Linked DNA regions of Homo sapiens: region 2 is linked to region 1. Evidence: chromatin loops called from intact Hi-C (ENCODE). Cell type or tissue: sigmoid colon. All regions are shown on one strand. Links, peaks and the distances in the headings refer to the core of each region. The heading gives the core; the rest is flanking DNA.

The links. Peaks named below come from ENCODE experiments on the same cell type or tissue, not always from the same donor. Only the 100,000 strongest peaks of a DNase experiment are listed, where the experiment ranks them.
Region 2: it touches region 1 in a loop (4-fold over the local background); 2 of 110 quality-filtered maps call a loop at or near these places.

What each region holds. Positions count from the first base shown.
Region 1 is chr7:115,678,806-115,681,724 of GRCh38, forward strand. It overlaps LOC100506489 (a long non-coding RNA gene), which reads right to left. Exons shown (of 2, transcript NR_187628.1): 2 at 540-1,566. Among named protein-coding and RNA genes, the nearest start is that of SNORA25B, 99 kb to the left of the region's middle. In sigmoid colon, for the core only: a CTCF peak has its summit at 1,318 (motif pointing left); no DNase peak of the experiment used is centred there; H3K27ac peaks cover 130 bases.
Region 2 is chr7:114,413,437-114,416,355 of GRCh38, forward strand. FOXP2 (forkhead box P2) reads left to right here and starts at 1,379. Exons shown (of 17, transcript NM_014491.4): 1 at 1,379-1,924. In sigmoid colon, for the core only: no CTCF peak of the experiment used is centred there; no DNase peak of the experiment used is centred there; H3K4me3 peaks cover 2,500 bases; H3K27ac peaks cover 1,200 bases.

The DNA of each region.
Region 1 (2,919 bases), core at 274-2,773:
CTGCCATAAAGACTTCTAAGATTAGGTAACATGTTTGCTTTCTTTGAGTGGATATAATACTGCTTTTATACGCACCCATGGATCTATTTTTTTCTTTGTTTTTGCCAATTTGCCCTCCAGTTTGTGTTTATGGAGTGGTGTGGCTTAATTTCTCAATCTTTGATGTCCACTAACTTCTTACTGCTACAGTTGGGCTTTGTGGACATCTTTCCAAGCACATTGATATGCAACCAACCTAATGGTGCTCGGTACAGGAAGCCCTAATCTTGACTAACTGACAAGATTTAAATTGAGGAGACATCTTCTGCTGATTAGCTCCCACACCCACAATTATCCAACTGGGGTGTCAAGCAAGGTTTAACATCTCCACTGATTCTGGTCTCAGGAGAAATCTGGGAGGAAATGCAATCGCTTTTAATAACTGCTGCCTTCTGAACATGCAGACTCCCCAGCTGCACAATTTCCAGCCATTCAAGCTCCCTTCAAAATTAACCTTTCCAGCGAAAATATAATTTCACACAAAATGAACCACCAAGTGATTTTCAGCATAATTTATTCAAATTGCTGAACTCAGAATGGCAGAGCAATCTACAGTCCGAATAGACCCATGAATCAAGAAATAAAAAAGTTTATGTACCCAACTGTCTCCTGGCAAATATGGGACTAATTTTAAACATTCCCAGAATTCTTTGTGGATGCTACACTCCAGCACCTGCTTCTCATTAAAATTCAATTGATCTGAATTTTTTGCAAATAAGATTTGATTGCTTTCCATATCATAAAACAGCATAGGCTATATTGCTCTGAATCACCTATTGTGCAACATATGTGTCCAGTTCATCTGTATTACTTCAGTTTATGGCCGAGACCCACAGTTATCCTTTTTGTAAGTTTATAATAAGATTCTATAGATTTCCTCTTCGATCGTTTCGTGATTGGAATGTTTGGCTGAGCCAAATGCCTTAATTCACTACAGGTCTCTTAGCTTTAAAAAACACAATTCCCTGATTAAAAATGTGGTGTACATCCTGTTACAAATTGCACCACAGTTTCACACATTCTAAGTGTGGTGGCTGAATCCTATATTCCAGAAGTTAATGACTTTTCAAAAATACATTTTTAAGTATTTATCAAAGTTGAAGACGGCAGAGCCGTGGAATAGAGCATATTAATTCTTTTGCTCCAGGCAGGTATTAGGCACTTCTAAAGTCTCATATAGAGTCGTAGTAAGGCAATGTGTTATTCCTTTCCTACTGCTCTGAGAATGTATCTGTCCTTCAGTCTAGTGAGAGCACCCCCTGCTGTCATCAGGAAATCACTTCAGTTCTCTTGCACTTCTCTTCCATGGCTCTTTTATAGGTGAGACAAGCTAATAAGTGGCAATTTGCTAGCTGAGGCTCCTCCACTTTAAGAAACGAGGACTGGTGTCTCTATGCATTTCCTGTCAGGCTGATAACAGTGTTACAACATCATCTGTTTAATCCACTTGGAACCCAAGTTTAAGTTGAAATGCTCAGTAAGGAATTCATTTTCCCAGCTGATTCAATATCCAATTTTCATAGTGGGCTGAAGCAAAAACACAGTGGATTAGCTATCACTATCAATCCACAAAATATGTAATAAAAATAATCTTTTCTAAGCATTGCAATTTGAAGTTGATTAAAGTACACTAAAATGTATACAATGAAAGCTATCCAGTACTACAGTTAGAGTAGCTGGATACTGGTAACATGCCTTTCACTCTGAAAGAAAACAATTTTGAGTTAACTACATCTCTTGTCTTTTTGCTAAGTCAATTATTTTATCATGGGATAAGCAGCTGTGATTTTGTTTTTGTTTGCTTTGCTTGTTTGTTTGTTTGTTTTTAAAATCTGGCTGCTGAAAGGAAAAAATACACTTTCCTTCTTAGATGGTGTGAGTGTGTGGTTTTTATCTTGGCATGTAAATATGGCACTCAGTATGAGTGACAGAGGTCTTTGCCGAGAGGAGGAGCAGATATGGAAAGAAGCACTAAGACGCACCTCAGTCCTAAAATTAAGTTTTGAATAACTCTGGTGAGTAGCTATCTGAACATGAATGAGAAACAGCACACATCACTGAAAAGTGAGTGGTAGGCAGATCAGCTCAATTGGAGCAGTGCTTCCCGGTGCTAATGTACTCTTCATTTGGAAGCAGCTTTCAACTACAGAGTTCTCTGCTTCCATTTCCAACAGTTGTGTTCAGTTGATAATGAAGGGCCTGCCTTGAATTGCGTTAAGCACAGAAACAGGTGTAGGCCCCAAGGATCCATTAATTACCTTAAGCAGCAGGGGCTGCCTAGCACCAAATCCCAGGACTGAGCAATGGGAGGAGCATTTTAATTTACAAGGCAGAACACAGCTTAGCGGGGAGAAGACAGAGCTCTCATCCTCATTGAAGCAAAACAGCAAATACATGTCAGGTTATGGGTGGCCATTACCAGGGAGACAAAACCAAGGCCCATGACTGTGTGAGGCCAGACAATTAGAACAGGCCATGGGGACAGCAGGAGGAAGATAGGCCAGGACATGGAGCCAGGTTCATGACACTGAAACAGACCACTTAATGCTCCACTAAAGTAGAAAGAGAACCGTGGCTTCCTGAGGCTTCTTTGAGTAAATGATGGTCAAAATGAATAAAAGCTTCTATGTTAAGAAAAATAAAAAATAAAAAGCCTGCAATGATTTAGTGAAGGTTTGGAAATGGCTTCAATCCATATATCCATATGCCAAAGTAGCTAGCTCTCCAGAGCCCAACGTATAAGAGTTACATACACTTTTATCTCCAAATAAGAAGAATATTTATTTAATCCCCAATTGTTTTATGGAGAAACTACTATGTGAAAATTACCTTACTAGATACAGAGGGCCAAATAAATTGAGATTAGATAGAATCCTATTC
Region 2 (2,919 bases), core at 262-2,761, 1.3 Mb before region 1:
TTGCCTATTGCATGAGTTTCCTGTGTTTAAATTTTGGTTTAAAAAAAAACCAATATAAACATACTTTTAATGAGTGAATTATTTAACTATAAAATGAAAAAAATTGCTAACAGAATATTAAACGGTTTTGTATCACAGAGCTAAAGAATAAGTGCTTTCAGTTCCTTTCAGGGGAGGTGGAGAAATAGTGCAGCCTCAGGGGTTGAAGGTGAAATGTGAAATTTGCTGTAATTACTTACCCAAAATGTCTGTATTAAAGGCTATTAGAAGCAGTTATTTTAAGTACTTCTTTATACATCTTTCCCTCTTCTGTTTAGTATTTAAATGTGCAACAAAAGTAGTGGCAGATGTTACTCATCTGAAGAAACTAAAACAAGATAAGTCAGTGGCAGGAGTGGTGGCCGGTTAAAGATCTCTTCGAAGTGCTTTGTTCAGTAACTGTTGTTTTGTCTCACATTAAGTTGTAGGTGGGGTGCTGTTAAAGCTTGTCCACTCACGATGGTGTTCAGCTGAGACCTGTGAGTTCAAGTTGTCTTGCCCAGAGTTAAAGGCCATAAAACTAAGACAGTGTCGTTCCTGTCTTGGGTGTAACTCCTAAAAAACTAGTCAGTTCTTGCAATAGGAGGAAAATTATTGCAAATAAACCTTTGATTTACCAGCTTCAGTAAGTTGTTCATTCTGTCTCTGTAGCTGTAGTTTTTACCTTAACAGTTTGAGGCTACCATTTCTCTTCCTTTCATGCTTATGGGGTCCACACAAACCCTGCTAGGCTACCTACAGTATAAAATCTTAAAACTCCATGTGGTGTTGTGAGCTGGTAGCAGATGGACTTTCTTTTGCATCTGCTGTGTACAGACTTGGCTTTGTACTCTTTTCCTGGGGGAGAGAAAGTCTTTCTTCTCTGCTAGTTGATTCCTGTTTTTGTGAAACAGCTAAGAAAACATCTGTGGCAGGCAGAAAAATTGACAAAGGATTGACAAACACCATTAGCTGAAAATTTTCCATTTCATTGCAACTATGCATTGTTTACTTTACTGTAAATATCTTAATACATCATCCTCTGAATATGCTGGCAGAGAAGCTGGAGAACTGTGATTTCAATTAAGGTTAGTAATTGATGGTATCTAGTGTTCAAAGGCTGAAGCTTGATTAACATCTGCTTGGACAAATTGTCATTGTGAAGTGGTTTTGATGTGCATTGAAGATTATTTCTTTCTGGCTTATCTGATGTTGTGGCTGTGAAATGCTTGTCTTGGGTTTGCTTATTTTTGTAAACTACTTCCTTTGGCTGTAAATTGCAGAGCACTGGAGCTTTACCAAAAGTGCAGTGTATAATGGTAAGCTTGTCCTAATAAGGGAAGCAAGAAGTGTATTTATCACAGACATGAAAGCTAACCGAGGACTTGAGAGACTCAAACTGGTGCTTTTGTCTCTCTCTCTCTGTCTTTCTCTCTCTCACACACACACTCACACACTCACACACATGCACACACACACATACACACACACAAAAATGAAGCACTTACTTTAGAAAGATTATGGTAAGCATGCTGGCTCAGTCTTGAACCTTTGTCACCCCTCACGTTGCACACCAAAGACATACCCTAGTGATTAAATGCTGATTTTGTGTACGATTGTCCACGGACGCCAAAACAATCACAGAGCTGCTTGATTTGTTTTAATTACCAGCACAAAATGCCATCAGTCTGGGACGTGATCGGGCAGAGGTGTACTCACAGTAGTGTAAATACTGCTGTAAATAGTTGTCTGATGGTGGCTTTGACAGTGAGCTAGCTTCTGAGTTTTCCCTTCTTTTTATACTGTTTTCTGTGCTGGCTTTTTTGAATCTTCCTAATTTTTCATCTCTTTAACAAACTCCTATGAAGTTGAAACCGGGAAGTTTGCTCTAACATTTCCAGAGAAGGTACGTTACTTTTTGCTAAGAGAATATCTGTAAGAGTTTAGAGAGGGGTGGGATTTTACGATTGCTTTACTGGTAGATTTGGCAATTGCTTTACTTTTTTTTTTTTCTGAGACTGTAGCTCATTGAAATGAACTAGAGCATTGTATCTGTTTGCGAGGGAAAAGCCGGGAGACCAGACACAGGAACTGTTTTTGATCTGTCAGTAGCGTAATGTAGATTTAAGCTATCACTAGTAAAGACAGCAAATAAAGAAGGCCTCTTTTGTATTAAAAAAAAATCTGCAAGATCTTGAGAAGAATAAAGACAGGGTTCCTGCTTTCATGGTTTGATAATAACCATGTCATCTTGCTTTTAGTAAATGCCCCAGTATGTGTCAGGGCGCAAGTTTTTGAAAAGGGAGTTTGACCACACGTTTGGGTGCCTCTCTGTGCCGTGCTGTGTAGAGCAGATGTTTATTTTGTGCTAAAGGGGAAACTCTTTTTGCTAAGCTTGTACAAACATGAAAGGAGTCAGGGCTCAGATGATCTTTGTAGTTTTATATGCATGTTCATGATTTTATTAAAAATTGGTTGGTGGGTCTTTTTCAAATCACTGATTGTGAAGAAATATATATATTTCCAGGAATACACATTGTGAATTGATGAGTAATTTTTAGAAACTGCATTATATTTCTTCAAATAGGTGTGATAGTTTAATACTCGTGTCAGTTAAAAAGGTAGCTTGGCTGGGCTATAAATTACCATTTCTGCACTTTTCATTCTGTCTGCTTCAAAAAAGCGTCTCAGAACCTGGGATCCTATTGGGCCCATCATAGGGCTACAGTAATTGCCTGATGACAACTGAAAATGATAGAATAATTGTCAAGAGAGACATTTTTAATGGGCAAGGTGATTTAAGTATGCATGAACAAGCTATGAGGGAAGATGAGCTTGTTTATGATGCAAGCCAGTATAAACACAGTCGGAGGATGACACAGATAGCTGCACTTTTCCCAG